Linked DNA regions of Mus musculus: all the other regions are linked to region 4. Evidence: chromatin loops called from intact Hi-C (ENCODE). Cell type or tissue: heart. All regions are shown on one strand.

What was found. Hi-C counts contacts between places; a loop is a spot of excess contacts. Peaks named below come from ENCODE experiments on the same cell type or tissue, not always from the same donor. Only the 100,000 strongest peaks of a DNase experiment are listed, where the experiment ranks them.
Region 1: it touches region 4 in a loop (7-fold over the local background); 35 of 42 quality-filtered maps call a loop at or near these places.
Region 2: a loop joins it to region 4, with 14 times the contacts of the local background. A loop is called at or near these places in 6 of 42 quality-filtered maps.
Region 3: it touches region 4 in a loop (3-fold over the local background); 6 of 42 quality-filtered maps call a loop at or near these places.
Region 5: a loop joins it to region 4, with 5 times the contacts of the local background. A loop is called at or near these places in 19 of 42 quality-filtered maps.
Region 6: a loop joins it to region 4, with 12 times the contacts of the local background. A loop is called at or near these places in 6 of 42 quality-filtered maps.

What each region holds. Positions count from the first base shown.
Region 1 is chr12:73,691,254-73,696,253 of GRCm38, forward strand. Prkch (protein kinase C, eta) reads left to right here. Exons shown (of 14, transcript NM_008856.4): 3 at 295-445; 4 at 1,679-1,713; 5 at 4,934-5,000. Among named protein-coding and RNA genes, the nearest start is that of Gm34189, 88 kb to the right of the region's middle. In heart, a CTCF peak has its summit at 2,312 (motif pointing left); DNase peaks (open chromatin) are centred at 1,281 and 2,278.
Region 2 is chr12:74,290,974-74,295,973 of GRCm38, forward strand. It overlaps 1700086L19Rik (RIKEN cDNA 1700086L19 gene), which reads left to right. Exons shown (of 4, transcript NR_030735.1): 3 at 4,350-4,465; 4 at 4,580-4,977. Among named protein-coding and RNA genes, the nearest start is that of Dbpht2, 4.0 kb to the right of the region's middle. In heart, a CTCF peak has its summit at 2,883 (motif pointing left); no DNase peak of the experiment used is centred here; H3K27me3 peaks cover 302 bases.
Region 3 is chr12:73,923,108-73,928,107 of GRCm38, forward strand. Hif1a (hypoxia inducible factor 1, alpha subunit) reads left to right here. Exons shown (of 15, transcript NM_010431.2): 2 at 3,450-3,640; 3 at 4,879-5,000. Among named protein-coding and RNA genes, the nearest start is that of Hif1a, 18 kb to the left of the region's middle. In heart, no CTCF peak of the experiment used is centred here; no DNase peak of the experiment used is centred here.
Region 4 is chr12:73,562,915-73,567,914 of GRCm38, forward strand. No RefSeq gene overlaps it. Among named protein-coding and RNA genes, the nearest start is that of 2210039B01Rik, 17 kb to the left of the region's middle. In heart, a CTCF peak has its summit at 1,944 (motif pointing right); no DNase peak of the experiment used is centred here; H3K4me3 peaks cover 963 bases; H3K27ac peaks cover 748 bases.
Region 5 is chr12:74,012,854-74,017,853 of GRCm38, forward strand. The region is part of intron 1 of Syt16 (synaptotagmin XVI); the gene reads left to right. Among named protein-coding and RNA genes, the nearest start is that of Syt16, 18 kb to the left of the region's middle. In heart, a CTCF peak has its summit at 2,085 (motif pointing left); no DNase peak of the experiment used is centred here; H3K4me3 peaks cover 479 bases.
Region 6 is chr12:74,281,041-74,286,040 of GRCm38, forward strand. 1700086L19Rik (RIKEN cDNA 1700086L19 gene) reads left to right here and starts at 3,236. Exons shown (of 4, transcript NR_030735.1): 1 at 3,236-3,416; 2 at 4,475-4,598. In heart, CTCF peaks have their summits at 3,101 and 3,305; a DNase peak (open chromatin) is centred at 3,161; H3K4me3 peaks cover 1,151 bases; H3K27me3 peaks cover 2,168 bases.

The DNA of each region.
Region 1 (5,000 bases), 130 kb after region 4:
GAACCCACCCACTTTTACCTAATCCAGATTAACATCGGAGGGTCTGTGCCGACTGTGTTTGGACAACCCCATCATTTGGGTTCTAAGGTTGGCAGAAGTGAAGACTAAATTGGTTTGCCAAGGAACCCTAAAGTTCCTCCTGTCTCTACACAAGTTCCTCCAGAGCTCAGATTACAGACCTGTGTTACCATCCAAGCTATTTAAGGGGATTTGAACTCTGGTCCTGATGATTGTGTGGTGAGTACTTTTTGAGTCATATCCTCAGCCCATGTCTTCCTTTCTTGTAACACACAGCCACTCTCCAGAGAGACCGCATCTTCAAGCATTTTACCAGGAAGCGCCAAAGGGCTATGCGAAGACGAGTCCATCAAGTGAACGGACATAAGTTCATGGCCACGTACCTGAGGCAGCCCACCTACTGCTCTCATTGCCGAGAGTTCATCTGGTGAGACAGCCTGCTTACCCCCACCCCACCCCACTTTCACCTCCATCCCTGGGCTTGCTGCTGGAGGCTTCTTTGGCTTATGTGTGGTTTCAGGAGAAAACATAATGGATACTATTCTTCAGATCTGACTTTTGCCTCCTATTCGATACATTGATCCTCTTTTAACAGGTTTAAACTCCTACTAAAATAATAGCAAAACTAAGTAATTTACGGACCCAAATGTTAGATATTATTTCGTATACTAGTTACTCTATTGAAGATGCTAATAGATGAAAGAGCATGAATCAGAGAGAGAGGAGAGTCAATCAATTGATAAATTAGAAAACCTGGCTGAGGAGAAAGGAAAATTATTTTTGAGGAAGTTATTAATGCTTTGAGGAAGGCATGGATCGTGTGATCAGTTATGAGGAATAATCGTGGTGAGAAAGCCTCGTTCTCAGTGGTGTCCAGACATATGGCATCCGGAGGAAGGCCATGGCGTCCAGTGGTCCTCTACCACCATCTCATCTCCAGCAGTTAGGAACTAATGTAATTAAAGGTTGAGAAATTCTAAAGACTTGGGGCACTGTCTTACAAGAAGTAAGCCTGAACAAGCCGTGGCAAGTCTATAGCAGAAAATAAATGTAAGCAATAATTACTTTCAAAGAGAGTCAAGGTTAAGCATACTTATGGCATTTGTAAACAGAATTACAACTCCCGACCCCAACACACACACACACACACACACACACACACACACACACTACCATAGAACACATCAGGGTGAGTCATAAATCAATATGAACAGAAAGGAGATGATGGCACCACGTCTGCCCCCCTGTGGATTTCAGCGGGAGATGTAGAGATAAGACAAGGGAGAGTGCTGGAGCCAGGTAGCTGCAGTGTGTGTGTGTGTGTGTGTGTGTGTGTGTGTGTGTGTGTGTGTGTGAGTGAATGGAGGAGCTGAGTTGCTTTTCACTAAGGATTTAGGAGACAGCTGAAGGGAGGAGAAACGGGAACCCTCACCACCTCCTGTTTATATCACCAGGAGCGGTCTAATCCATCAGCTGGTGTTCTTTGTGCCTCCTGGTAATAAACAAGGGCTCAGAACAGCACACTTTCTGTACCTCTTCCCCGAAGAGATGTTTTTCATAAGGGGCCAGGGAACACACTTCTTCTAGAGAAGTATAATTATAGATGTTATTACTGAACCATTTGACTGACAGTAATTTTTCTCCCTTTTGTCTTGAACAGGGGAGTATTTGGGAAACAGGGTTATCAATGCCAAGGTAAGAAAAACATGTTTACAACCGTGTTTAATTGTGCTTCTTTGTGAAAATATGATAACACCAACAGAAGACAGGCCAGGCTGCCTCCTATCAATACCATGATAACTCTCCGTAAGACACATGGTGCCCGTATGGCAGACTCTAGTTCGTACCAGACCCTGGACGTTTTTGACAGTATAGAGGGAATCTGTTCATTTCTAAAATCAACACCCAGAAGAGCTTTGCAGCTTAAAGTTCGCTCTTCAGTAACTTGAGAGAGCTAAGAAGGAGTCCAAGGCATACAAGGGTGAGTGTGCCCTTGAGTCTTGAAGATAAAAGTCTTGGTTTTTACATTGCACTTTTAACAAGATGAGATGTCGCATGCTGTGTTCATGTCACCTGCATAGGGAATGGATGCTCGTCTCCAAATTAGCTTTATCTTTTTAGCTTTCTGGTTTCAGAAACAAAACAGAACAAAACAAAAAACCGAGGGTCTGGAGAGGTGGTTCCCTGGTGAAGAGCCCTTGTTGTTCTTGCATAGTTTGTGAGGGTTCAGTCGTGAGCACCCCCACATGGCTGCTTACACTGTGCAAGTTTAGAGGATATGATGCCCTCTTCTGGCCTCCAGGGGTACTACATGCTTATGGCAAAAAATACACACAGGCCAAGCACCATAAACATAAAATAAATGGCTCAGCGGTTAAGAGCACTGACTGCTCTTCCAGAGGTCCTGAGTTCAATTCCCAGCAACCACATGGTGGCTCACAACCATCTGTAATGGCATCTGATGCCCTCTTCTGGTGTGTCTGAAGACAGCTACAATGTACTCATATACATTGGATAAATAATATTTTAAAAAATAAAGTAAAAAGTCCTCAGTTTTTTTTAATTAACTTCATTTTTAAAATGAGATATTAGCATGTACCAGGCCATGGTCTTGATCTGTAACTCAATGAATGAACGAATGTGAGAAAAAAATCCACAATTAAATACATTTTCAGAATTCTAAGGTAAAATCAACTTAGTATCATTCTTGAAGACTTAAAATTAAATAAATTCAAAGTGTGAAAGCAGCCTCCTTCTATGTAGGGGTGTGGGCTGGGTCCCCATGGCCTTCCGTGGGGCTCCCTTCCTGTTGCCCTGAGTTTGGTCAGTCTGTATCTGTAGTACTGGGCATCTTGACTTTCACTCTGCAGGTGACTGGTAGCCGTGCCATGTATTCTACAGAGCCGGTCCACATGTAAATAAGGAAAATCCTCTTTCTGTTTTGGAGGAAGCAATGCAATGTGGGTCGTGTCTCCCCCCCCCCCCCCCCCCCCCACTTAGGAGAACTGACTGAGACATAAGCTTGAATCTAAGTTATGTATGAAAATTTCCACTGAATTCTCAAAGTTAGAGAGAGCAAGCATAGCAATTGTAAGGGACCTATAAATGTGAATTCAGTCCTAAGTGAGAAAATAGCTCACAAGGTAGGACGATAACAGTTTTCAGCCTGGACCTGTCTAATATAGGGGTATGCTCTCTAGTGATATATATATCCATATATATATATCTCCATCATATACATTCTTATATAGATTGAGAAGCTCTAGATACACAAGGGTACCATTGACAGATTAAAATGTATGACTTAAGGGTACATCTGTTGTGTTGTTTTTCCTCTCAGCATGTCGCTGAGACATCTGATGGCTGACTTCTGGTGGGGCACCTGCTCTTTAAAGAACAGGAAAGAACACTAGTTAGGAGGCATGAGAAAGTTTTGTTTACATTTCACCGAAGAACGTAAAACCAAACGTGTGGTAGGAGAGAAGTATGCGGGCCCACCCTCATCAGAAGCACAGGGTGGTGTTTCCGACTAATCAGGCTTGAGGCAGAGGAAACGGCCAGAGCTAAGAAGGCCACTGTGTGTGTAGTAGTAACCGGGCCGGTTCTTCAGACAGACATGAATGTGGTTGGCGTGTACATACCTAACAGTGGGCAGGGAAGCACGTGAGAACAAGGCCCTTGGACCACAAGGGAGGTAGACAGGCCTACTGTCATAGCTGCTCTGTCGATCATTGCTGGCCTCGGCCAGGCCAGGCAGAGGAGCAGTAAGGCTTTGGTTGATCTAAACAGAGCTGTCACAGTGTGATCAAACTGACGTTGATGGGAAGCACCAGCCTGCAGCGTCAGACAACACATTCCTCCTAAGCTCACGTGGAACATTCACCAGCAGAGAACACCCGCTGGACCTTAAACCTACTGTAACAAACAAGAAACATACAGAAAGCACAAGACTCATGCTGTCTGGCCAGCCAGTGGCTCAGCAGGCAGGAGGCCGTTCCTGTGCAGCCCGAGAACCTGAGGTTGAATCCTGGATCCCACTAGGTGGCAGGGTAGATTCAGAGTTGTCCTGTGCGCGCACGCACACACGCACGCGCGCGCGCGCGCACACACACACACACACACACACACACACACACACACACACACCACACACACCTTGAACTCACATATCTCCACCTGCCTCTGCCTCCCAAGTGCTGGGATTAAATTCATGTGCCACCATATCCAGCTTCTTGCTCATTCCATATACACTACGACACCCTTATAGGGCTGCAAACGGGAAAGCATATTGTCAGAGTTCTAAATATTCACACAGCTGGTTGAACCGTTCTGCAAGTGTTTATTCAACTGCCCATTCAGCCCCCAGCATCATTCAGGGAATTCCGGGCAGGCCCCAGCCACATGTGGAAGATTTGAAGTAGGAGTCAGTCTGAGGGGCTGTAGGAAATCAGAGGAGGAGAGGCAGTTTGGGGTGAGATATTCTTTGGGTTTTATCTTGTCATAAGCATTAGATGCAGTTACCAGGTGAGTAGGCTATGTTGGAGAGGCAGAGAAAGGCCATACGTTTGGAACCGTGCTGGGTTTGAACACTGTTGATGGACATGAGAAACCCACTGGAAGTGTTCAGGCATGGACAGAAATGACCAGGGTTATACTGTGAAAAGATTTCTCTGAAGGATGGGGCGCAGTCAGGAAGGCGAGGACAGCTTAGGACAAGATGGCAGACAGCTTGGATGTAAACAAAGGTCTTGTTAGGATGGTGTCAGTAGATGCAGGAAGGATGAGGGCACTGGCTGCCAGGATGTGGCCAGACATCCAAGCCAAGTTTCTGGCATGGGCAGCTTTCGTTGACTGCTGCAACTGGCTGTCCTAGGAGGCTCTGATAAATGTGTAATTGCTGGATTTAATTTCCCAGTGTGCACCTGCGTCGTCCATAAACGCTGCCATCATCTAATTGTTACAGCCTGCACTTGCCAAAACAA
Region 2 (5,000 bases), 730 kb after region 4:
GGCGATTGGTTTAAAGTCACACAACTAAGAAGTAAGAGAGCCTGAGAGTAGATCTATGCCTCCACCCACTTGCAGACCCCCAACTCTTAGCTACACAACTGGCTGTCAGCTAGAGTCTCTTCTGGGCCCTGGTTTGCTCCTCCGTGCTCAAAGGAGGCTGAAAGGCACGGCCAACGCATAGCTGCCAGCTCAGAAGATTTTGAGTTTTAATCTAGCAAGTAACAGATGTAGCAACTTACGTTGGTTACAGGCTTTAGCCTCAAAATGGCTAAAACCATCCTCCAAAAAGTGATGTGGAAAACATTGCAAAGAGCCAGGCAGCTAGCATTGGAGGGACTTGCTAAACTGACAGCAGTTGCAAAGGTGCTCAGCAATTCACCAGTGGGGGGGTGGGGGGGAGGGTGTTCCTCAAGAACAATAAACTGAGTGACTAAGAGCCTTCCTTGCCCAGGAGGAACAGGCTCAAGTCTAGACCTCTGAGTATTTGCTTTGTATTTTCAGGGTCTGTTGCATTCTATATTTTAGTGTAACTTCTGGAATATAGTGACCCGGAATCAGTCAATCTGTCTGTCTGTCCATCCATCCATGCATGCATTCATGAATTCATGCATGCATCCATCCATCCATTCATCTATACATCATCCATGCATCTCTCATATATATATATACATATATATATACATATATATATATATAATCTCATAGATATAGATAGAGATGATAGAGATAGAGATAGAGATAGAGATAGAGATAGAGATAGAGATAGAGATAGATATAGATATAGATATAGATATAGATATAGATATAGATATAGGTGTGTATATATTGATCTGTTAAATTGAAATAGCTTCCCTGGAGGATCAGTGGGGAGTGGAGGACAGAACAGTAAATTTGACACCTGGTGCTCCAGGCTGCAATTTGCAGTCCATCGTGCTGCTCTCAAATGGCTACATACTTAAGATGGCAAAGCAAGCCAATATGTAATAAAGGACACATGTATAGATGGAAACAATGTTGCTTACGGCAAGGCTGTGCTTCTAATTTCCAAGTCTTTCCTCACTCTTCCCTTCACTAGAGTAATTCATTAGAGTTTTCCAAGAAACATTGTGACCTGCCCAAGTGCCAGTGTTAGCAATAGGCACTGATCCTCTTAAGGTGAACCTGGGGGCTGCTGTTGAAAATGGACTTTATTCTTTACTGTGTAATTACAATGTGAGTTGGCTTTGTTCATGGTGCAAAAAAAAAAAAAAAAAAAAAAAAAAAAAAAAAAAAAGAAAGCACTCAAGCTGATAAAGGGAGGCTGACTGAAATCACAATAACAATATCAATCAACCCAGTTGTTTGGGTGTCAGTTGATTGGCTGAGTTCAACATTTAAGGCCTGCTAGTATAGTTGCCTGGTGCTGTAACACTCGGGATATCAAAATGTGTTCTCAGGTTAGCTGGCATAGATCTCAGTTGGATTTGGTGCAAAAGTTCCCCTCTAGACCCACTGGAAAGGTGAGTGAAGGGCCCAGTAGTTAAGAAGCCCTACAGGAGATTCTGGTGTGTGTTAACATTTGAGAACCACTGTTAGATCAGTTAGTCAGACAATTAATTAAAGAGGAATAGAGGACGTCCATGGCTCAGCATGTGCTTGCTGTATAAGCAGGGGAACCTGGGTTTGGAGCCCAAGCACCCCTGTAAAAGCCAGGCTGTGGTAAGGACCTATAGTCTGAATGCTAATAAGTTGAGGGCAAGAGGCTCCCTAGGGTCACTGGCTAACTAGTCTACTCAATTGTGAATCTAGGTTCAGTGAGAACCCCTATCTCAAATGAGTAGGGTGGAGACCAATCATGGAAGAAAACCCATGACCTCTGGACTCTGCTTGCATGTGCACATACCTGTGTACACCTGTATGTAGACGTACACAGACAGGAACCCATACACACCCATATACTATACACACACACACACACACACACACACACACTACATGTTCACATGCACATGTACATGTGTGCATGTACACAATAGGAGTCATTATTACAAGGGATAAGCAAAAGCTTTGTTATCTAGTTATCTGATGAATAGCTTTCAATGTAACCCTAGCAGTCTCTGTATCTTAAAAAAGAACAAACAAACAAAAAACAAAAACAACAAAAGAAAAAGAAAAGGAGAGCAAACTGGGTTTGGGGGGCGGATGCATTTGTTTTATTTATTTGATCGGTTTTATTTTTTCCCCCTAACCCTTTCAAGTAAGTGAGAAATCGACATAAACTGTCGTTCATCAAATCCAGGAACTCTGCGCACGGAGCTTCAGTCGCGTGTCCTTATCGTGTCACCTTCTCCTTTTGGTCAGATGCACACGTGCTTTGAACCCTGGATCCCTTAATAAAACACACGCCCACTAGCTTAGGGGCTCTCTTGGGTTTTTAACCCACAGTGACAGCAGTGAGGTTTTGGGATGCTTGAGGTGAGGTATGTGGCTTTCCTTACTGGCTCGGGAAGAGCATCCAGCTGCAGGAGGGAGGGCTGTGTGAAGCTAGGCCGGCGTGGCTCCAAGATGAAGGAAACACGACACAAAGCATGTTATTGAAGAGCACATTTTCAATATTTAAGCCTGTAAAAGCTCTAGAGTTTAGAGGAAAAGCATCAAGTGTCAGTGTAAATTTATTAAGCCTACATGTCTTTATATGCTAATTATTTTGTGACTCATTGGGTTCTATCAGAACTATTGGGTTAGGGTGAAGTAAACAAAGTTCAAATGTAAGCTTGCTTTCCCTCTGGACTGCAGAGGTCGAGTGAATACCAAAGGGGACTAGGTTTTCTAGTTCTCTCTGTTTTGAATTGGAATCTGTTGTGTTGGGAGTTTGATCTTGCTTCCATTCTGTGGCCACAGTGCCATCTAGAGTACATTCTGGGAACTCCTTTGGAAATCCGCGACCTCTAAATTGTTTTTCCTTAAAGTCAGAATCCTCAGCTGCAGTCGTATTTTCAAGGAGGAAACAAAGGTTTTCTACTTTCACATATTACACTGTGTCTTAGTCAGGGTTTCTATTCCTGCCCAAACATCATGACCAAGAAGCAAGTTGGGGAGGAAAGGGTTTATTCAGCTTACATTTCCACATTGCTGTTCTTCACTGAAAGAAGTCAGGACTGGAACTCAAGCAGGTCACGGAGCAGGAACTGATGCAGAGGCCATGGAGGGATGCTCCTTACTGGCTTGCTTGCTCAGCCTGCTCTCTTATAGAACCAAGATTACCAGCCCAGAGATGGTCCCACCCACAAGGGGCCTTTCCCCCTTGATCACTAATTGAGAAAATGCCTAACAGTTCGATCTCATGGAGGCATTTCCTCAATGAAGCTCCTTTTTCTGTGATAACTCTAGCTGTGTCAAGTTGACACAAAACTAGCCAGTACACACTACAATCAATTTTATATATATATAATTTCCTCATTATTAACCTCAATTATGCTAAATGTCAGGACCATTATATCAATTAGTTAAAATTTGTTTATTTTTGTAATTGTATTTTAATTACATTTCCCCCTTCGTTTTCTTTCCTCTAAACTCTCCCTCCCACTCTTCTTCAAATTCATGGTCTCTCTCTTTATCAGTTGTTTTTGCATGACGTATATGTATTTGCATATTTCTCTATATAGCTCTCTTAGTCCACATGATGTCACTTGTGTTTCTATTTTCATGGCCAGCACATTTGGCGCTGGACAATTGGGGTGCTCTCCCCTAGGGAGGATGGTGACTCCTACTCCTATCGTTCCTAAGTTGCCTGTAGCTCTTTGTGTAGGCTTAATGCCTCTTGGGCTTCTTTCTGTCCAGTTTGATCTGTCTGTCTTTGCTCAGCCCACATCTGGGCAGTCATGTCGGTGAGACTTTGTGTGTAGCTTCCGATGTTACTAGGAGACACAATCTCTGACTCTCTTTCTACCCCCTGTTCTGCAATGTTCCCTGAGCTTTATGTGTGGGCACCTCTTGTAGATGTGTCCTTTGGCTCCACAACTCTACAATTCGATGGGCTGTGGTTTTCTGTAATGGTTTTCACTTGTTATAAAGAGAAGTTTCCTTCACACACAAAATTAAACCTCACTTGAACTTGATTTCTGGAACTGCACAAGGAAATGGTCATAGAACCCTAAACTCGACCATCTATTTTGTGTCTCAAATGGCATTTCTCCGCCAGTAGTATTGTGATCTTAAGACAATTGCCAGTTGTGCCAGACTGTGCTGTTTGGTGAACAGGTGGAAATCTCTGGGGTGGCTGGGTTTCTGCTTACAAATGCCCTCTATATGATGAAATGCTCTTAGCCACAATGCCACCTGACCTTTCTCCAACTGTTTTTCTGTTTTAGCTTATCCAAGAGAAGTCCTATCATATTCATCAACAACGTCGAAAGTAGCCTACTTTAAGAGAAAATATGCAGAAGAAGAAGATCTACATCAAGATTCCCATGGGTATTTTCCAAAAGTAAGGCTTTAATTTTTCTCCCAAGTCTCCCTCCCGAATGTCATTGGTAGCACAAAGCTCTAGTTTTTTAGTGTCCTGTGTGTGTGGCGAATAACGGTTCTGTTTGCTTCCTAGCACCTGATATTACCGGAAGACAGGACTTGTATCCTCAAACTTTCCCTAGAGAAGCTCAGGTTTCTTGAAGACCCAGAAACCTACCTAAGAAGGTCTGTGTTAATTAACAATTTGCTGAGGAAGATACACCTAGAGACGGAGAAAGAGAGCTATGAATACTTCAAGGAAGCTCCCTGCTATAAGACTGCTTATTCTGATACGAGAAAACGGCTGAAGTTTATGGTACAGGAGTGCTGTTCCCAGTCTCTCTACTATGAAGAGCTGCACTCCTACCACATTGTGCCTTACACTTCGGAGAGTACCATCTATGGGATGGGCTACACTGGTGACCACTTGGAGCAAAATTCTCAGTTGCTCATTTATAAAATGAATTAAAAAGTAACTGTTAAGTTCATTGATATTCTGTTTCTAAATGCCTGAA
Region 3 (5,000 bases), 360 kb after region 4:
ATTTATTTATCTTATATTGTGAGTACACTGTCACTCTCTTCAGATACACAAGAACAGAACATCAGATCCTATTAGAGATGGTTGCTGGGAATTGAACTCTGGAAGAGCAGTCAGTGCTCTTAACCACTGAGCAATCTCTCCAGCCCCAGTAAAAGTACTCTTAATAACAAATATAAAATATTTAATATTGTTTAAGAGTAACCTCTACCCCCTTTTAAAGTGAAAAATTGATATGGAATCGATTTACTGAAAACTAAAAACACTTTTTTGGAAAAGATTGTAGAAAACAAAGTTAATCTAATCATTCTGGGCTAGGTTGAGGAGTTATATTTATAATAAGATTTTTGATTCAGTAGACTAAGGAAATAGCTTAGTGAATAACACGCCTGTGGAGGCATGAGGGCCTCAGTTCAAATCCTAGCATCTACTTTAAAAGCCTCGTATGGCTGCACGTGCCTGCAATCCCAATACTGTGAGGTAGAGATAGGAAGATCTCCCAGTTCAGTAAGAGACCCTGTCTCAGGAGAGTGATAGATGAGAACACCAGTATTATCCTGTGACCTTCTCATGTATGCGCTCAACACACACGCACGGTTGATTGAATAATTTAACATTGTAATTTGTACTTTTTCCTTATCACATTATCTAAGAACAAAATAGTGAACGACTTAAGTATTGTATGTGTGTGTCTTTCAGCATTAAAGAGCTGAGGCAGGATGTCCTAGAGTTTGAAGCCAGCCTGGTCAACACAGCAGGACCTTGTCTCTGAGAAAACAAATCAAAAAGCAGAGTGTGGAAATGATTAAGCCAGGAAACTTCTTATACATTGGCCCTCTTTCACAAACTGTTTCAGTATCTATGCTCTCTCCTTTTGTCTGTAAACCTCCTTTTTGGTGAGATGCTTGGTGGTTAGGAACATCAGATATCCTGTACTAGTTAAAGCATTGTGAGCTGCCTGCCATGGGTACTGACAACCAAACTCAGGTCCTCTGCAAGAGCAATGCTGTCTCTTAACCACTGAGCTATCTTTCTAGGCCTAGTGGTATTTTTTTTTTTAAATCTCCTCAAATGTGCTGTAAAATACAAATCAAAAATTTGGTAAACTCTTTTTGTTTTCCTATGAAAGCTAAAAATCTTAGAAGGGATATTTTTCAGTGTTAGAACAACAGACCCCTTACTTAGAAACCTGTCTCAGGATACACTTCTTTTGAGAGTATGTTTTAATTAATTGTGTTTATTATCTTAAGGAAGTCTGAACTGCTTTGTGTTTAAAAAGAAAGCCTTAGCCTTTTTTCTTTAGTTTTGCTTTATAAAGTAAAGAAGTAAAAATTAGTGCAAACAAAATAAGGAAGATGATATAGCAATCATTTAAATAGTGTGCTGCTTCCCACAGCCACCACTGCACAAAAATTTAAAAGTAGAAAAATGTGCCTGGTGTGACAGTTCATATTTTTAATCCCAGACTTTGGAAACAGGCAGATGGAGCTCTGTGAGTTCAAGGCATGTCTGGACTACATAGCAAGTTCCAAGCCAGCCAGAGATATATAGTAAAACCCTGTCAAAATGTGTGTGTGTGTGTATATAAAGTGTTCATTGTAACCCAGCAGATCTCTGCTCTCTCTCTTACCTCCCTTTCAGAGTATTATATAAATGAAATGAGTTTCAAAACTATTTCATTACAAAGTTCAAATTGAAAATAGTGAGGAAAAGAAAGCAGTTTTAATGTACTTAAAAAATTTCAAACTGTTGGCATTAAGGTACTCTCATATGGCCTCTATTTTTTATTGTAGGATATTAAGAATATACGGATTCATTTATATAAGGAGCTCCAAGTGATTTTTTTTAATTCTTTCAAAATTTTACACTTATATACAGTGTATCAGACCTAACCCCCTATTTGTGACAAGTTTCTTAATAGCCCTACTTAAAATCTTAAGGTTCTTGAGTGAAATTGCTCTATAATTAGGTGTATACAGCCAGTGACCTACAGACCACATATGCCCCACAATATGACAAATATGGCTAACACAAATAATTGTAAGCCTACATAAAACATGCCTGTTGAAACATTTTTTGTAACTCAATTGCACAGTTGATGACAGTGCTGTGTGCGATGTCAAAAGTTGGACACACCCACTAAATGAGTTGAAATTTTTGTATCACAGTTTAGAATCTAACAAATGTACACATTCTTTACTAAACTTTGAAAACTGTATAAGAGAGTTGCTGAGAACTCTTGACAGTTACCTAAGAAAGTTGTTTCTCTGCTTGTAGCTTTCAGCCTTACATTAAAAGGAAGGAGACTTAAAGAAAAGATAATTGTGTGCTTTGTTCATAAAATACAAGAAGAACTGAGTGAAAAAAATCCCGTTATATTGTTAAATGTTTAATAAATTCTAAGAGCTGTTTTCAACATTTAGCAAATACCTAACCTAGTAAGATTGGAATGGAGGAGTAAAATAGAGGCAGCATTCTCCATTAATAGAGCAGACTGTAGAAAAGGAAAGACTTAAAACACTGATGTTCCTATCCTATTTGTCATACAATTGCTGTTTTTAATCTATGGAACCCCAGCTTATTTTCATCAAATGAGGGCACTGTTTATATATTTATGGGTTGTTATGCGAGAGTAAGCACCCAGTGCAAAGTAATATTGATAATGGCAGGCTTAGAGAAGCAGCTGACAGCTGGGCTAGCCTTAGAGTCAGGAGGCTCAGCAAAGGAAGACAGCTCTCCTTGATAAAGCTTAAACAAATCTGACTGGTTTGGAAAGAATTCTCGGTGTGTATCATTCTATAGATACTTTTATTACCTTTACTAGCCCACCTGCGGATCAGCACTCTGACTCACCTTCATTTGAAACACATTCCTACATTATTTGGTATCCGTTATTTCTAGTACTAGATAACCAGTGGCTAAGGAAGTAAGCACCTGGAAGTAGTAGCTTGTTACAGCAGCTAATGTAAAGCCCATGGTAAGAGAGTAGGTGGGAAGGTATTGATGTCAAAAGAAACTAATCAAATCATGTATAACTATTAGTGTCTTAACCTGCCCATAAATGTATTACCTATTCTCAAATTATTATATACTTTAGTTTCTTCAAATTTATTTAGGGTTTTTCTATACTGAGATACTTTGGAATGATTGTGAGACATTAGATACATAAGCTACTGTAAATTTGGGGATGAAAACATCTGCTTTGGAAATGTTAAATAAAAGCTTGGACATTTTAAAAGAATTTATTATGTTTTCAGTGATCTAAAATTTGTATATAAAAGCTATCTTATATAAAACTTTGTTCATGTTCCATACAAGTCCTATATAATAATTTTACATGGTTTCTTCTAATCTTTATACAGTAAACAGGGAAATGCAAAATTAATTTTATTCGAGTTAAGACAAACTAACATGTACATTCTTGTCTCTCTTTTTTTTTTTTTGTTAAGTAGGATGAGTTCTGAACGTCGAAAAGAAAAGTCTAGAGATGCAGCAAGATCTCGGCGAAGCAAAGAGTCTGAAGTTTTTTATGAGCTTGCTCATCAGTTGCCACTTCCCCACAATGTGAGCTCACATCTTGATAAAGCTTCTGTTATGAGGCTCACCATCAGTTATTTACGTGTGAGAAAACTTCTGGATGCCGGTGAGTTCTACAAAAACATAATGGACCTGAAAATTAGAAATTAAAAACATCTAGAAGTTCCTTTTAGCAGGAGACTACAATACTTTCTTTTAAGAGAGTGGTGTGTGTATGTGTCCATGCACCTGTGTGCACATATTAATATGCTCTTATGAAGGGGCCTATGGAGGCCAGAAGAGGGTATCAGATCCCTTGAAGCTAGAGTTACAGGTATTTATGAGCCACCTGATGTGGGTGCTGGTGTCCAAAATGTAGTCCTGTTGGTTGCGCAGCAAGCATTCTTAAATGTGGAGCTATCTCTCTAGACCCATAACGCCGCTCTTTAAAAAAAACATGAATTAAGTTATTATTGCATGTGTATGGGTGTTTTGCCTTCAACATTTGCATGCCTAGTACTTGTAGAAGCCAGAAGAGGATTTTTTTTGGAAATGAAGTTACAGACAGTTTTCAGTGCTGGGAATTGAATCCAGGTCCTCGGAAAGATCAACTAGTGCTCTTAACTGCTTAGCCATCTTTCCAGTACTGCCCCAACACAATACTTTTTTTAAAGTATTTTTTAAAAGTAATTAAGTCTTTCCGTATTCTTTACTCCTTTTATCAAGCTTTGCTTTTCTTAGTTGTAGGAATAATCCTTTTTGTACTGTAAGTTGTTTTGGTTTACCCTTTTTTTTTAATCCTTTATTTTTTAAACACATAAATAAAATTCATTAACTTTATAGCCCCTGGTACTTTGTTTCATTCTGAAGAGTTCTCGATTCTTCCACATGACAGCAATTTTTTTCTTACTAGCTTTTAAGCTTCATTTCATCTATTCATTTCCTCCTGTCTACCTGTATCTCTTTGTCTCTCTCTCTCTCTCTCTGTCTCCCTCTCCCTCTCCTTCTTCCTCTCCTCCTTCTCCTCTTCCTCCTCCTCCTTCTCCTCCCCACCCCCACCCCCCATAGAGTCTCACCATGTAACCCTGGCTGATCTGTACCTTGCTGTGTAAACTAGGCTGCCTTGAACTCACAGAGACCCATCTGCTGCTTCCTCCTTAGGACTGGGTATAAAGGCATAACCTATCTTTAAAAAATATCACCCTTTTTTACACCCTTGGTGATTTGCTTGTTTGCAAATTTGTTTATTTTAAACAATTATATAAAACAACTGGAAAGTATACAGAAATAAATATATGTATTATAGAAATTTAAAAGTATCTGAGATAAAGCCTGACTTTGTTTCTTTTCCCGTGTGCCCTGCAGGTGGTCTAGACAGTGAAGATGAGATGAAGGCACAGATGGACTGTTTTTATCTGAAAGCCCTAGATGGCTTTGTGATGGTGCTAACAGATGACGGCGACATGGTTTACATTTCTGATAACGTG
Region 4 (5,000 bases):
ACGCATAAGTTTGGACAAACAACCAATGTGTACATATGCAGTAAAGTTTTTTGCCAAGACACTGCCTGGCCCAGGGCATGATAATGAGGTTCTGAGAGTATAACCAATCAGATGTGAGACATGCAAATGATGTATGATAATGAGGTTCTGCAAGTATAACTAATCAGATGTGAGACATGCAAATGATGTATGATAATGAGGTTCTGTAAGGTACTGAGAGAGAGTAACCAATCAGATGAGGAACATGCAAATGAGGTATAGTGGATAACCAATCCGGGTGTGAGACACGCCTCTCCTAGGCCTATATAAGCAGCACCAGTTCTGGGCTGGGGGGGGGGGGTCTCTTCGCCTCTGCAATCAAGCTCTCCCAATAAACGTGTGCAGAAGGATCCTGTTGCAGTGTTGTTCTTGCTGGCGAGCCAGGGCACGTACAAGATATGCTGAGTCCAGGAAAGCCCCAGTGGTGAGCATGGGGTCTCCACAGCATGCAGCCACAGTTCTTAACCCTATCCCCCTGTCTCCCACCCCAGCCCCCCCTGTACTGCTGCCCACTTCCATGTAAAACACATTCTAGCCCCTAGAGAAGAAAAAAAAGCAATGGCTTAATGTGGCTGTCACTATTACTGCCAATTTTTGAAAATCATTTCTAACACTCAATGGGCAAATGACAAAATCCTCAATAAATAACTTACCTTCCAACTCAAATTCTTTGCTGTTCCTTCTCCTTCTCGCCCATCCACCCCTCCTTTATTTCTTTTTATTATTGATTTAATTTTTTGTTTGTTTGTTTTCTTCCCATCATGGAAACTCTCCCACGAGTCTGGTAGTCCTAGACGTTAATTCAAGATGTATCTTCAATTGTGTACAAGCAATCTGCTAGGCAACAAGTGACCTGCACTCTCCAAATACAGTCAGGGATAAACAAGAAGTAAAAACATCAGCATCATATCGTAGAGGTTTTTGTTGTCCAATATACCTATATTGTGAAGGAGAGTCAAATGGTATACTTAATTTTTTAAGAAATTATTTAAATTTTAAAATTAGTAATTTTTATTACTCTGGAAAATTTCATACATGTGTATAATGTATCATGGTCAGATCTTACCCCCTTTACTCTTTTTTTTTGTAGCCCTCCTAGAACAATATACTTTAAAATCAGTTCTCATTTGGGGCTCTCAATTCGTTTAGAGTCTGATTCAAGCTGTGTTAGAAGGATTAGATGAAAGTTCTGAGCAAGCCACCGAGCTGGGTGGCAAAGTTTAGAGTTCCGTTCTTGGGGAAGCAAGGCAAGCTGCCCCTCAGGGCCGGCCTGGGCAGACTGTGCAGCTTTCCCACCTTTTCTCGAGGTTGCTGTGGCTCCTCTCACTTGTGTCCCAGGTTAAGTGGCCTGTTTGAGCAATGGAAAATCTCTTTTGACCCCAGGATTGAGCTGTGGAAGGGCCAAGTCGCAGGCTGCCGCCTCAGAGTCAGCAGAGATAAGCTTCATTAAATCGCGCAGTCACCCCTCCCTCCCCACGTCTCAAGGGGCTGCAAGGACCATGGCAGCAATAATTACCGTCTGTATAGAAGACGGGCCACATTTTAATCTTACAAAAAAAAAAAAAAAAACAAAAAAACAAAAAAACAAGATAAGGCTTCTATTGAACTCTTTAACTTAATTATACCTTTAAAAATGAAATGAACATTCTGTTTTATCCAAGGTATTTAGAATGATTTTTTTGATTTAAAAAAATGTACAAATGTTTGGAAATCCTTGTTTGGAAATACTTCAACCTAAAATGCTCCACAGAGACACTCTGGGTGGAGGTAATCTGCCGCCCAGTTTGGCAGTGAGTTTGGAAGAGATAAAATTATTATTTACAAAAACAGTTAACTGAACAACTTTGAAATGTGTTAGATTTTACTTGTATCAGTTTTATTTTTTCTTCCTCTTTCTTTTTATGACTTGTGACCATTAGATGGCGCTATGCATTTCTAAATATGAAAAGTGCTGGAAATTCTAGTCCGTCCAGGAGTCACGGTCGTTATTCTATTCATATATAGTTAAAATATTCATGCTATTATTTCAATGAATATATAAACAACTTAATATAAAATTTCCAGTATTGCATGGCATATTGAACGGAAATCCAGATCAAATTCACAGTCTCAAATGAGGTTCCCTTGTGTGGAAAAATCTCCCTTGCAGCGCCTCTCCAAGCCTCACGGGACATTGTCACTTTCCCTCCCCTACTGAGCCTCGTACTTACACATTTTTACAGAGGCTTATAGTTTGTGATAATTTAACCAAATCTTGCCCTCCTGAGGTTTATCGCCATTCAAAGCATCTACATGCAAAGAGGGTCCAAATTCGTTTATCAACGATCTGAGGCGAAGGAAACGAGAACTGGTTGGTTTTAGCCGCAGAGGTCTTTTTGTTACCCTCACCAGTATTCAGTTAATGGAAGCTGCTGTACTGAGGCTTCCCTTAGACTTCATCCCCTAGGTACAGCGGCCAGATGATGCCGGCAGTCTTCCTGTCCGTCTCCTCTCCAGCCTTCACTCCAGAGCTCTGCACCGAGGAAAGACCTCTCCTTCCACAGCTCTCTCAGCAGCCTCCCCTGCAGCCTGGATGGCATAACCGCTTCGGTGTTGATGTTTCCCACTGTATCTTCAGTTGGAGTGTTGGCGTCTTCCACTTGAAAGTCCCTGGGTATTTTGAAAGTTAAATCATCTGAAATGAGTCTCTCTGCGCCTAAGGCCGGCTCACGCTCCCCTCTCTTGGGGAGTGAGAGCCCGTGTTTAACACGCAGCCGCCTTAGGTAAGAGCTGAGAGGTAAGGAGGACCTTCTGTTCCCACCACAGTATACACAATGCCAGGTCTGCCACCCCACTGCCCATCTGCTCTCCAGTGCCCCAGTTGTTGGCATTCGCTCTGTGCTATCGGGCCACGGATTAGGTCACTCGGATAATGATTGGTCAAACATCTGCTAGATTTTGGTCTCACGACCCCACTACAACTATAGCCAGTGTGATCCTGGTATAATGTATGTATAATGTGTGTCTTGTGTCTGGCACCTGATGAGAATTCCCGATGGCCTCTTACCTTCCTGAAGACAGATCTAACCTCCTTACCCATAAGACCCTGGGCCAGCCTTCACCTCTGGCCCCGTCTCTTCTGCCTCTACAATCTGTTGTAGGATACGCCTTTCAGTGCTCTCTGGCAGTTTGCTCTCTCTTCAGCCTCTGCACCTATCTATTGGTTGTCAATTCCTACCTCTCCCATCCTCCATTTCCTATAGGGGAAGGATCCTCACACAGCCGTCTCTACTTAGGGTGGGTTCTCAGAAGCACTTGGGACCCATCTCACACTGGATCGCAACCCTTGTAAGTCTGTTTATTCTTCTGACTAGAATCATATATCTATCCTACCTGTCTCTACCAGTCCAGCCTAGTATTATGTATACAGTTGGTGCTCAATAAATACTTGTTGCATGCCTGAAGACCTACCTAAACTGTCACTAGCCCATAGTCTCCATTCTACTCACTAAATGCATTTTATATTATATTTTGGTTTACATTTGTGGTTCTGAGAACACAGGGTCTTACACGCACTAGTCAAGTGTCCTACCACTGAGCTACACTCCCAGTTCCTTACTCACTCCTTATAAGCCAGGTTAGTTGTCTTGGCTGATGCAGAGATGACCCCACATCTGTGGCAGCTGTGGCACTTTCTATGGACCCAATGAGAACATGAAACTTCTGTGGACAACCTGTGAGCCCTTCCCTTGGGCTGTGCACTGCCTCTGGGAGGGGACTGCGTCCTCCCTCAGCTGCACCCCGCTGCTGTTCACAGAACAATTTTCCCATTTCTAAGAATCATGCAGCAAATTGAGGTTAAGGCAAGTTTTCACTTGATTCGAAGGTTTAAGTCTTGTTTTGGTGTTCTGGCCCAAATCTTTCATTTCAGTACTTAAAAAAAACTTATTTAAAATTGAAGGGTTTGAAAACTTCAAACATTTATTCAGAGAAAAAACCAACTACCCTATCACTGGAGAGTGTCAAGGCCTGTCTTTGGAGGCATTTGCTCGACTTTCAGGTAGGCACACAGGCCTCCTTAAAAAACTCCAAGTGCTTGAATCCATTCTTCTATAACAAGCATAAAAACTTCAGCGTGCAAGGACATGCTTTATAAAGCAATTTGTATACATCAACTCATTCTACAAGAGAGCCCCTTGGAGCTGGTGCTATCAACTGACACTCCCAGTGTAGAGACAAGAAAATCAAGATACAAAGACATTTTCCTTCCTTCCTTCCTTCCTTCCTTCCTTCCTTCCTTCCTTCCTTCCTTCCTTCCTTCCTCCCTCCCTCCCTCCCTCCCTCCCTCCTTTCTTCCTTTCTTTCTTCCTTCCTTCCTTTCTTTCTTTCTTTCTTTCTTTCTTTCTTTCTTTCTTTCTTTCTTTCTTTCCTTCAGGTTTATTTATTTATTATATGTAAGTACACTGTAGTTGTCTTCAGACACACCCTGTTGTTGTCTTCAACAACAACAAGAAGAGGGCATCCGATCTCATTACAGATGGTTGTGAGCCACCATGTGGTTGTTGAGATTTGAACTCAGAACCTTCAGAAGAGCAGTCAGTGCTCTTAACTGCTGAGCCATCTTTCCAGCCCCACAAAGACATTTCTTAACTTATCCAGCAATGAGGGGAGCTCGACTTGGGCCAGGCAGTCAGCCACTAAATCCTGTGTCCCATCTGCAGCACAGAGAGCATGAGAGCACCACGCTCTTCCTTGTTCTGATGGAGAGAAGCTATGGTCTCATTTATAAAACCCTGTAGACATGTTTCAGTAGATCACTTGCTATCTGTGATGAAAGGGAAGTCTACACGCACTAACCACCTTCTTCCCAGTCTCCTACTCCACTGCAGCATCTTTGCCTGGAGCCCTAAAGTCAACGTGCAGTCATTGCCTTTTCTCATCCTCACAGCAGTTTTCTTCTTTCTTTCTTTCTTTCCTTCCTT
Region 5 (5,000 bases), 450 kb after region 4:
CCATTTGTGAGTCACAGCCCCTGCTATATAACCAGCACTGGCTCCAAACTGATGGTCCGCCTGCCTGTGCTGCTCACTGCTGGGGTTCACTTGTGTGCCACTCTGCTGGCATGATTTTCTAGATTGCTTTGGATATGTAAAAGACCTTTTAATTAAGTTAATTTATTTATTTTTATCACTATATGTATAGGAGTGTTTTGCCTGCATGTATGTATGCATGCCATGTGCATTCCTTGTAGCTGTACAGGTGGGAATACACAGCCTCCCCTGGAACCGAAATTATGCATGGCTGTGGGTGCTTGGAGCCAAACTCAGATCTTCTGTAAGAGCGACAAGTTCTTAACCACTGCGCAATCTCTCCAGCCCATAAAAACCCTTTTAAGATTATGTGTGTGTGTGTGTGTGTGTGTGTGTGTGTGTGTGTGTGTGTGTGAGAGAGAGAGAGAGAGAGAGAGAGAGAGAGAGAGAGAGTGTCAGAGGACAAATTGATTTCTTCCTTCTGCCACGTGGGCCCTAGGGTTCAAACCCAGGCTTGGAGGTAGCCATCTTTACCCACAGCCCTCTTTTGCATTAGTAGTGCTCAGTATACTTTTTATTTTCTCTCATGAATTCTTAGTCCTTTTCTAGCTGGTGTCAGGTTTCCCAATCTGCCTGCCTCCCCTGTAGAAAGTAAACTGGTATGTACGTCCTGGCAAAGGAGGACTAAGAAAACATGAAGACCTATTGAGCTTCTGCTCTCTCTTGTCTGAGGCAGTTGAGTACCTGTTGCGTGAAGGATTTGACTTTGAGCTTGTCTCTTTCTGTTTAAAGACCTTATCAAGACCAGGGACAGAGTTGTTCCTAATGGAATTCCATTGATCCTTCTCCAAAAAGGCAGCGCCGTATGTCAGAGGCATGTTTGCCTCACTAAGGCTCTTGAAGAGCTTGTCTCCGTGAAACACAATAACGAGAGGAGAATGAGCTGCTCAGAAAGAAAGCCCTTTACTTCTGAAGGAATAGGCTTTCCAGCCGTGCTTATCTTAACTGCTGAATTCCCTAACCACACTAAGGATCCAGACTGGACAGTGTGGATCTGCTCTGGTGTGCAGCGTCACCCTGCCACCGTGTGGCCATGTTCAGAACTGCACATTCCCCCGATGTTGGCTTCCTTCCTCTCTGATATCCAGCAAAATTAGTCACCCTGAATGGCTCTTTGAACTAATAAAATGTGAAAAACTTATCTAAAAAAGCCTTATAATAATTTTTAAAAGAAAACATATTTAGTAAGTTGCATCAGTTGTGTAAAAACACCTTGGTGTGTTAGATAATGTGTGTATAATTCAAGACTGGGCCGAAGTTATGTTACAAAGCTGGTTAAAGAGGATGGTCTGAGGTTGTACATTTTCTGTGCATTGAAGGAACATATATAGCAGGCCTTAATGATATGTGTGTGTGTGTGTGTGTGTGTGTGTATGACAATTATGTTTTAGGTCAATCCTGTTTTTTTTTTTCTTCTACGTTAATTTTGTGGTTAGCTGTTTCTAACCAAGAACGAGAAATACTGTTTCTGTCATTATTAGGGTACCTTTCCACTCATCAGGATAACATGAGTCCGAGGCTGGTGCCAGAGTACTCCCCACAGAGGCTTCACTATGCCACATTGCTCTGCAGCAGCTGAGGGCCAGATCCAGGCATCGAAGCTGTCAGATGACCCCTCCTAGCCATTCACACCACCGGCCACTGCTGGACGGTGCCTAGTGACCATCATCTGCGGGCTTTCTGGAGTAGCTCCTCCAATCCCTACCCCCCCAGGTAGAGATGGGAGTGGGACTTGGGTTCCATACTTCTTCCAACTCCTTCCCCTCTCAGAATTGAAGGATATCTGCGTCCTTTTACTCTCTAGAAAACTGCTCTGCCTACATGGGAACTGTATGAAACTTTGTTAGGAGCCCACAATAAACTACTTGGTATATGTTTCGACGATTGCCAAGGGATCTAGAACCCCATGTGTCTAATTGTCTGAGGTGCCAATAGAAGCTTGCAGCAGGAAGAAGACAGACTCCAACTGAGTGTGGGGCAGCAGTGGAGCCCCCTCTGCTGGTGAAACTGTCCCTTTACTTAGGTCAGCCCTAACCGTTGGAAAAACACTTCTTCAAGAGGTGCAACCTTAGTCTGAGGCTTACACGTGGTTCTAGCAACATGAAGAGGGTGTCACAGCCACGATGGCAAATGACTCTCAAGTGCTAAACACCTGCTCAACTCACCTCAGCTTGCTTCTCCATAACTTTTCTAGGGGCACCATACTGAGTCACAGCACACTGGCAGAGCCAACCGTGTCTCCCATTCCTCAGAGAAGGCTCTGAGAAATGCTGAAGGGAGTCTTATGGTCGGAATCTCTCTCAAAGCACCCAGTGCTATCATGTAGGTGTGTTGGCACCCAGTGGGAGGTGATTGGGTTATGAAGGCTCTGCTTCATGAGGGGTTAAGAGGGCCATAAAAGGGTTTTCAGAAGTGGCTTTCTCTCTTCTTTTCTGCCCCGTGAAAAAACATTTTGTCAAGGAAGAATGGACTAAAGGCCTTCCCGAGGTGCTAAGACCTTGGTCTTAGGCTCTTCAGTCTCCAGGGTGGTGAAAAACTAGGTTTCTGTTTGCTTTGAGTATGGTGTTCTGTTATGGAAGCACACAACGACGACCTTAAGTGGGCGCAGTCCATTTCAGGCAGTAGGAGTGGCATCAGAGTAGGAGGAATGGGAGACATGGTTGGTTCTGGCAGTGTGTTATGTCTCAGTGTGGTGCACCTGGAGGAGTTAATTGGAGAAGTGAGCAGAGGTTGGGCAGAAGGCTAACCACAGAGGACTGCATTTACCATGCTAATACAATTGTTCCCTCATCCCAGCACACCACACTCCATTTCCTACTGTATCATGTCCCCAGGGGCTAGCTTAGAGGACCATACAAGTCTCTCGGGGCTAACTGAGCATATGTTTCTAATTTTCTGATCAGAAGAACGTTTCTTCTCTCTCTCTCTCTCTCTCTCTCTCTCTCTCTCTCTCTCTCTCTCCCCCCCCCCTCTCTCTCTCTTTTGAGACAGGGTTTTTCTGTGTAGCCCTGGCTGTCCTGGAACTCACTCTGTAGTACTCACTCGAGGCTGGCCTCGAACTCAGAAATTCACCTGCCTCTGCCTCCCAAGTGCTGGGATTAAAGGCGCGCACCACCACTGCCTGGCTAGAAGAACGTTTCTAAACTGGGAGTACCATGGAGAGGAAAGAGGGGAAGAGAAGATAAGCAGAAGAAAGGATTCCGGAGGAAGAAAGGAGGGCAGAGATGAGGTAGCTGCCATTAGACTGGGCAGGTAAGGGGTGTGGAGATTGAACCGAGGGGATGTATGGGCATAGGAGACATTTCAGGGGCGCCATCTGGAGCTTTTCTATATAAGTCTTGATAGGTGTCTGGGATTAGATACTGTGGGTGAGGGAGAAATACAAGATAAGGCTTTTCGAGTTTAGAAAGTGACTGTTTGAAAATGGTGTCATTCAAGACAGAGATAAAGAGGGAGCAGATTTGAAGGCCAAGCGTACCCTGTGCGGCCGTTTCAGGTGCGCATCAGACTTCTGGGTAGAGGCAAAGCAGCCTCTTGGAAGGCTGGGCGTGGAGCTTGGCGGTGCTGGAGGCTTGAGGTTGGAAGGCATTGCTGAGCACGCCTTGGAGAAGGAAGCCCTTAGGGTGGGCACCATCACACAGAGAGACGAGAGTGGGCAAAGGCTGTCGGGTCCAAAGCTGCAGACTTCGTTCTCAGCACTGGCATGAAGATTCATAACCATTGTAACTCCAGTTCCAAAGGATCCAGGGGCGTCTTCCTGTCTCCGCAAACACAGACATGTGCACTGTGCACAGACGTATATGCAGGTCAAACACCCATGCACATAAAAATAAATAAAAATGTAAAGTGCTTGACTGTTTTGTACATGCAGATGTTTGTTACAACATCGATGACAGAAAAATGTGAGGTGTGACTTGCTGTTCGTTTTACTTGCCCTAAAGGGAGGTTTAAAATTAGGAGTGTGTGTGTGTATGTGTGTGTACACATATGAAGAAAACATTTTTTTCACCCAGAGATATATTTTCAAGATTGAAAGAAAATGAATTACAGATTATACCACTGAGAATTATGATGTTTATAAATCTTGTGGTTATCTTGCAAATAGCATAACCTTCTCTCCCTTTTGAAAAGATGGCTAATTTGTTGAGTGAAAAAAAACTTTCAGCACTTACCAATACTTTTAATGAGTGTGTAGGTATGTACACAGCTAGTGCATGCATGAAGGTCAGGGGACAGCATGTGTTTGGGCATGCATGTACGTACTTGTGGGTTGTATATGTGCTACAGCATACATGTGATCATCAGAGGACAAGGTTGGTCCTCTCCTTCCACCCTGTGCTACCACTGCCCTGTGAGTTAAGTATTTTGCTTTAACAACAGACAATGGGCTATTTTTGGATCATTAAATAGTTTACTGTGAAGTTGGGTGTCAGGTTTCCCCCCTTTGTTCTTTTTCAATGACCTATTAGTCATCTAGGAGCTTGTTTCCTTTTATGGATAGAAATAATCTATCATTTGGATATCACATCATATATGTATCAATTCGGTGGTTAGTGGACTCGGACTTGTTTCAAGTTTTTGTCACCTTGCATAAAGCTGTTATTGGTGCTCATATAAAGTACATGGATGGACATGTTTTGATTCTTCATGCTATAGAAGTTGTGAAGACATCTTCTAAACTGCCCAAACCAGCTCACATTCTTATTGCCACTGTAAAATTTCTGTTGTCTTATACCCTCTGTAACTTTTGATATTGTCAGCTTTGATTGCACACACGTGTGGTACAAGCCTATAATCCAAGCACTCAGGAGGTCAGGCAGCCTGGGTTGTGCAGCACCCTGGTGGGAGGGGCTTATCCAACACAAATAAACTAATCCTGATATTTCATTTTAGTTTTGATTTGTTTCTTCCCAATGGAAATA
Region 6 (5,000 bases), 720 kb after region 4:
ACATGAACCACCTCCAGTAACATTTTACCAAGGAACTGCATCATATAAACCTTAAAGCTTCCTCTGAGCCTCAGAGTTTCTGGGGATGTTTCTCCGGGACGACTTGCGATTACAGCTCAACGGGAGGCTGGCACAAGGAAAAACATCTGTGCCGTTCCACCTGCTACAGTCTGGACATAGTGACACAGGCCTGTTATCTCAGCGTTCAGAAAGCTGAGAGGCAGGAGGTCTAGAGTTCAAAGCTGGCCTGGGATACGCAGCAAGTTACTGTCACCAAACAACACAAATCTTTGCAGATATCAATGGGCCCACAGGGATTAAGAGCTGTGCCTTTATTCTATTTTTAGTTTTGCCGTAAGGCTTATGCTGTCAAGTTTTGCCGTAAGGCTTATGCTGTCATCCTGATATCACCCTGACCCGTGTCTATTAATGTTTATTGTTTTTCTTATGGGAGCCCTCCACGAAAGGGAGATGTGACAATCACCAGGAAGTTACATCACAGAAGGCCAGGTTCCCTCATCTGTTCAGATACATTGCACTGTACCCATATTGGCTGAGTCAAGCTGCTCCCCCAGATGGTTTCTCTGCCTTGGTTCCATAGTGACATGCCATGTGATTATGGGTGGGGGTTTTCGTCTGTCTTCAGTTCTAGGGATTGAATCTACAGGCTCATCCATGCTAAGCAGATGTGCTATTCCTGAGGCATAACCCATTACTAGGGATGGGCAGTATACCCCAATATATATATATATATTGGGGTATACTGCCTATATATATATATATATATATATATATATATATATATATATATAATTGCCTTGGGAGTATATGCCATCATGCTCAACTTTTAAAGATGGTTTCTGGAGATTGAACTCAGGTCTTATGTTTTCCTGGTAAGCCCTTCACCTCCCTTGCTATTGTCCATTTTTAAGTAAGAGAGGACAGTTCAACTCAGAGGACTCACACTCAGTTCAGATGACTGGCTTAAGGGTGTTAGTAAAATATCAGAGTGACTCTGGGTTGAATACTTCCTGGGTGGCTAATGGAGACCAGACAGTGGTCTTCAAAGAGGAAACAAAGTTGGTGCCTAAGAACAGTGCTTCACTAAGTTTTCCCACCCCCTAGCTGAAAAATGAAGGCAGCTCCTGGCTTCCCTCATAGACTGGGTAGAGCCCTGACAGCTACCAGCTGAGGAAACCAGAGATCTGGAGGTATCCCCACTGACCACAGGCTCTGTGCTCTCTGGCATGTACCTGGAGCTGTATGCTACGTGCCGGGCACTCCCTATTATCCTGAGGGAACTCATTTAGAGTATGGCAGCAGTACTCTAGGGTGGATTGGGGAGTGTGAGTTGGGCTGTAATTGCGAAAGCTGCAATGAGAATGTATTTAAACAGCATCTTGCAGGCTGAATGGGAGGAAGCCAGGTGAGAGGGAGGCAGGCACGTTAAACAAGAAATATCATTCACATAACTCAGGAGACCTTGGCACCTTCTCCAAACATGGTAGAGGAGAGTCCAGTGCGACTGGAACTGAAGGTCAAAGGTATAGCGAGTCCCAGGGAAGGGCTAGAGAAGGAAAGAGATGGCAGCCCCATTTTAGTCTCTTGCTGCCCATAGTGAAGTAGCAATGTGACATACTGCTGGTTGTCTGGAGGATCACAACTGTTCTCAAAGTTCCCCCTTAGACGCATAACAGTAACTTTGTGATTATTACCTCCTTAGCCTACCTTGGCTATTTATTACTTCCTTATACATCTCCAGATTACCTCATGATCGTCTCAAACCTCAGGGCAAATACGCTTCCAGAGATTAAAGTTTGACAAAGGCATGAAGTAGGTACTGGAGACCTCTGAACTGTGGGATCATACTGTACCCCGCTAGCCTTGAAGATGGCTGCCCCCACCCCCACCCCTTAGTACTTAACCCAGTGCTATGCAGCAGCAGCCTGGCTTGGATCTAAACACAGTATTTCTTTCTAAGTGAGTCCCAGGGGTGCTGATTTCCATCCTGGCCCTGGCCCTGGCCCAACTCTCTAGGGAGCCAGGGAAATTCTGTACTCCTTTCTTAGGAGAAATTTATCATCAAGGGAGCATGCTAAGCAGAATTTCTTTACTAGGTATTTTGGTTTCCTTTCTTGAATTTGCTCATTGGCTTCTCAGATGTTCCCACTTTGAGGTTCTTGCAGTCTTCTTTTTTTTCTTTCCCCTCAATAAAATAAAACCATTTCACAACAGCCACGGTGAGGATGAGAAGCAATGGTCAAGAATACAAACAAAAACTGAATCAAAATAAGCTCTATCAAGAAATTGGAGAAGCTGCAAACCTTTGTGGAAACTACATTAAAGCAACAATGACTGAAACATATGTAGTTTCCCCAGTATCCTTTGTGGAAAGTACCCTTTTGAGGTGCATTTAAAAAGATAGATTTTATTTGCCTTTTGAGAACTTAATACAGGTATGCAATGTGTTTCGACCATATTCATTTCCCACTCCCGGGACCACTATCCCTGGAAACCCCTACATCTTTCTTCCAACTTCATGTCATTTGTGTGATTATTTTTTATAGAACATTTCATATTAATTGAAGGGTTTATTCTTCTCTCATTTAGATGAAGTCTAATGGTATAGAGGCAGAACACTAGACCATGGGAACACCCCATGGAAACACTCCCCCTCGTCTACCCGGTGCCATCCTCCCGTTTTTAGGAGGTAGCCATATAGGGTGCCCAAAGGAATTAGACTCAGGATTGAGTTTCATGGATTAATATTTCCCTCTTTCAAGTCTGTCAATTGCTCAAACCTGCTTGTAGTAACAGGAACACAGTGGGACACAGTCCCGGAGCCAAAGGATCCCTCACACCTTTAAATGCAGTTCCACCTCTGTCCCCATTCAACTTCCATGGGGACACCAATCCAGCCTCCAGTGAGTGACCGTTTTCTGGGACGCGAGACTCCTCTTAACGCTCAGGCCCGCGACGCTCCCGCTCCCGTGTCGCCAGCTCTCCTGGACCAAGTCAGTGTGACCCGTGGCTGGACCCCTCGTTCTCAGCCTTCCTTCCCGGTAGAGCTCCCAGTCTGGCTCTCAGTAGCCCCCTCTGGCGCCCGAGACCTTCAGGAAAGTTGCTTCGGGCGGTGGAGGGGCGTCATCGCCTCCTAGCAACGCTCCTAGCAACCGGATAACATCTGCTCCCTTTGGTCCAATGCGCGCCTAGAAAAGCCGCGCGCCCGCCTCGCGTTCTGAGCCGGAGCGAGAGGCGCTTCAGAGAAGGAGGGACCGACCTGCAGGAGCCGGCCGCCCCGCCGAGCTGCAGTCGCTGCCGCCGCCGCTGTCGCTGTCGCTGTCAGAACCCGTCCGAAGAGTGACACCTTCGCGAAAAAACAGGAGCTGTGAAACATTTGCACACGCAGTCTTCGGGTAAGTGGACCCCTCTCAAGGTTTGCCAGGACCCCTCCAGCCAGGCATCTGACCCGAGGCCCAGAGAAGACGCGTTCCCTACGGCTGGAGGTTAGGGACTTGGCCTCGGATCCCACCCTGCCCCCAGCCACTGAAAAGTGACTAGCCACTGGTCCCGAATAACTTGATTTGATTTTTTAAATGCCAGGATTGGATATTGAGACTCCCCCTCTGTTCGCTACTGTCTGTTAGTGCTTAGAAGTTTTCCACCTTCCTTGATTTTGCTTTGCCTGGCTGCCCGAGGCTGGAGAGCTGGAGGCAGCTCCCAAAGGCAGCCCGTGGTTATGGATAAAACGACACGAAGTAGGCTCCACGAAATTCAGTCAACACGGGCTTCTGTTTTAGGTCCTCATCTGGAAAGGGTCCAGCTGGCCAGGAGCAGTGGTTCACTGGTCCTCAGCCTCCTGAGCAGTAACCATAGTAACTCACCTCTCTAGATGGGATCGTCCTTATTGGATGCCCGTCTTCCCTTGGAAAGCCCGTCTCTCTAAATATAGAAGATGATGAGATCCGTGAGCACACAGCCATGCAGACTAGGTGTGGTTAAACGGAACCCTTTGCTGAGAACTATCTTCAAACGTGGAGCAGCTACTTCAGACCTTGCCAGAAAGAGTCAGTATGTCAGAGAAAGAACAAGTTATGGTGTTTTGAGTTAATTGCTTTGTTATTTTGGAGGGTGATGCAGCCTAAAATTATACAAGAGCTGGCTGTGATTTTTTTTTTAATCACATTTCCCCAAAATAACCGCTCGAGTAAATCACTGACAAGATGAACTATTGTGCACTTTTCAGATCTCTTAGGGGGAGTTGACGTCGCTCCTACTTAAACTTAAGTGATCCTGAGTTTGAAGGTTTATCTTTCTTTCTAAACCATGTCCCAGATCGGCCCCACCTCAAACGTCTCAGTGCCGCCCCCCATCCCCACCCCACCCGCCTTCTCCTGCCCTGATAACTTATTCATGTCCCTGCATCCCTGATTCTTTAGAGGTGTCTTATGCCAGTATGTCTCCTTGTTTCAAGATCCCAGGTCCCCATTCATGAGCCCGAGGCTGTGAGACATGCTCCATGTGCCAAGGGGAGTTCTCACCACATCTTCCGAGGCTGTCCTAGACATACACTCTTCGGTCTGAGTCAGCATTACCAGGTAATCACCCTCCGAAGAGAAATTACTGTTTAAATATGTATCCAGAGAAATAAACGCTAATGTAGCAGCCCGGCAACTTACAGGATCAATAGAAGGGGCTGTTTGTATGGGCGGTTGCTGGGGAGAAGTCAATAAAGGTTTTCTGTAAAAAGGACATTTGTAGGCTGGCAGACTTTCCTCTCTTAGACCCCTGTGAATTGGGTGGGTCAAGTGAGGGAGCCTGGCTCCCGGAAGATGGCAAGTGGAAGCTTTCTGAGCACACTGGCAGTGTGGGTCTGGGGTGAAAGAAACCAAGAGAGAATCCTTCAAGTTGCCATAGGAGGTTGTGGGGACTCATGGAATGCTAATTTACACGGAGACTTGTGGTAGAGACCATGGAGAACTAACTACTTTCTTCCCAAT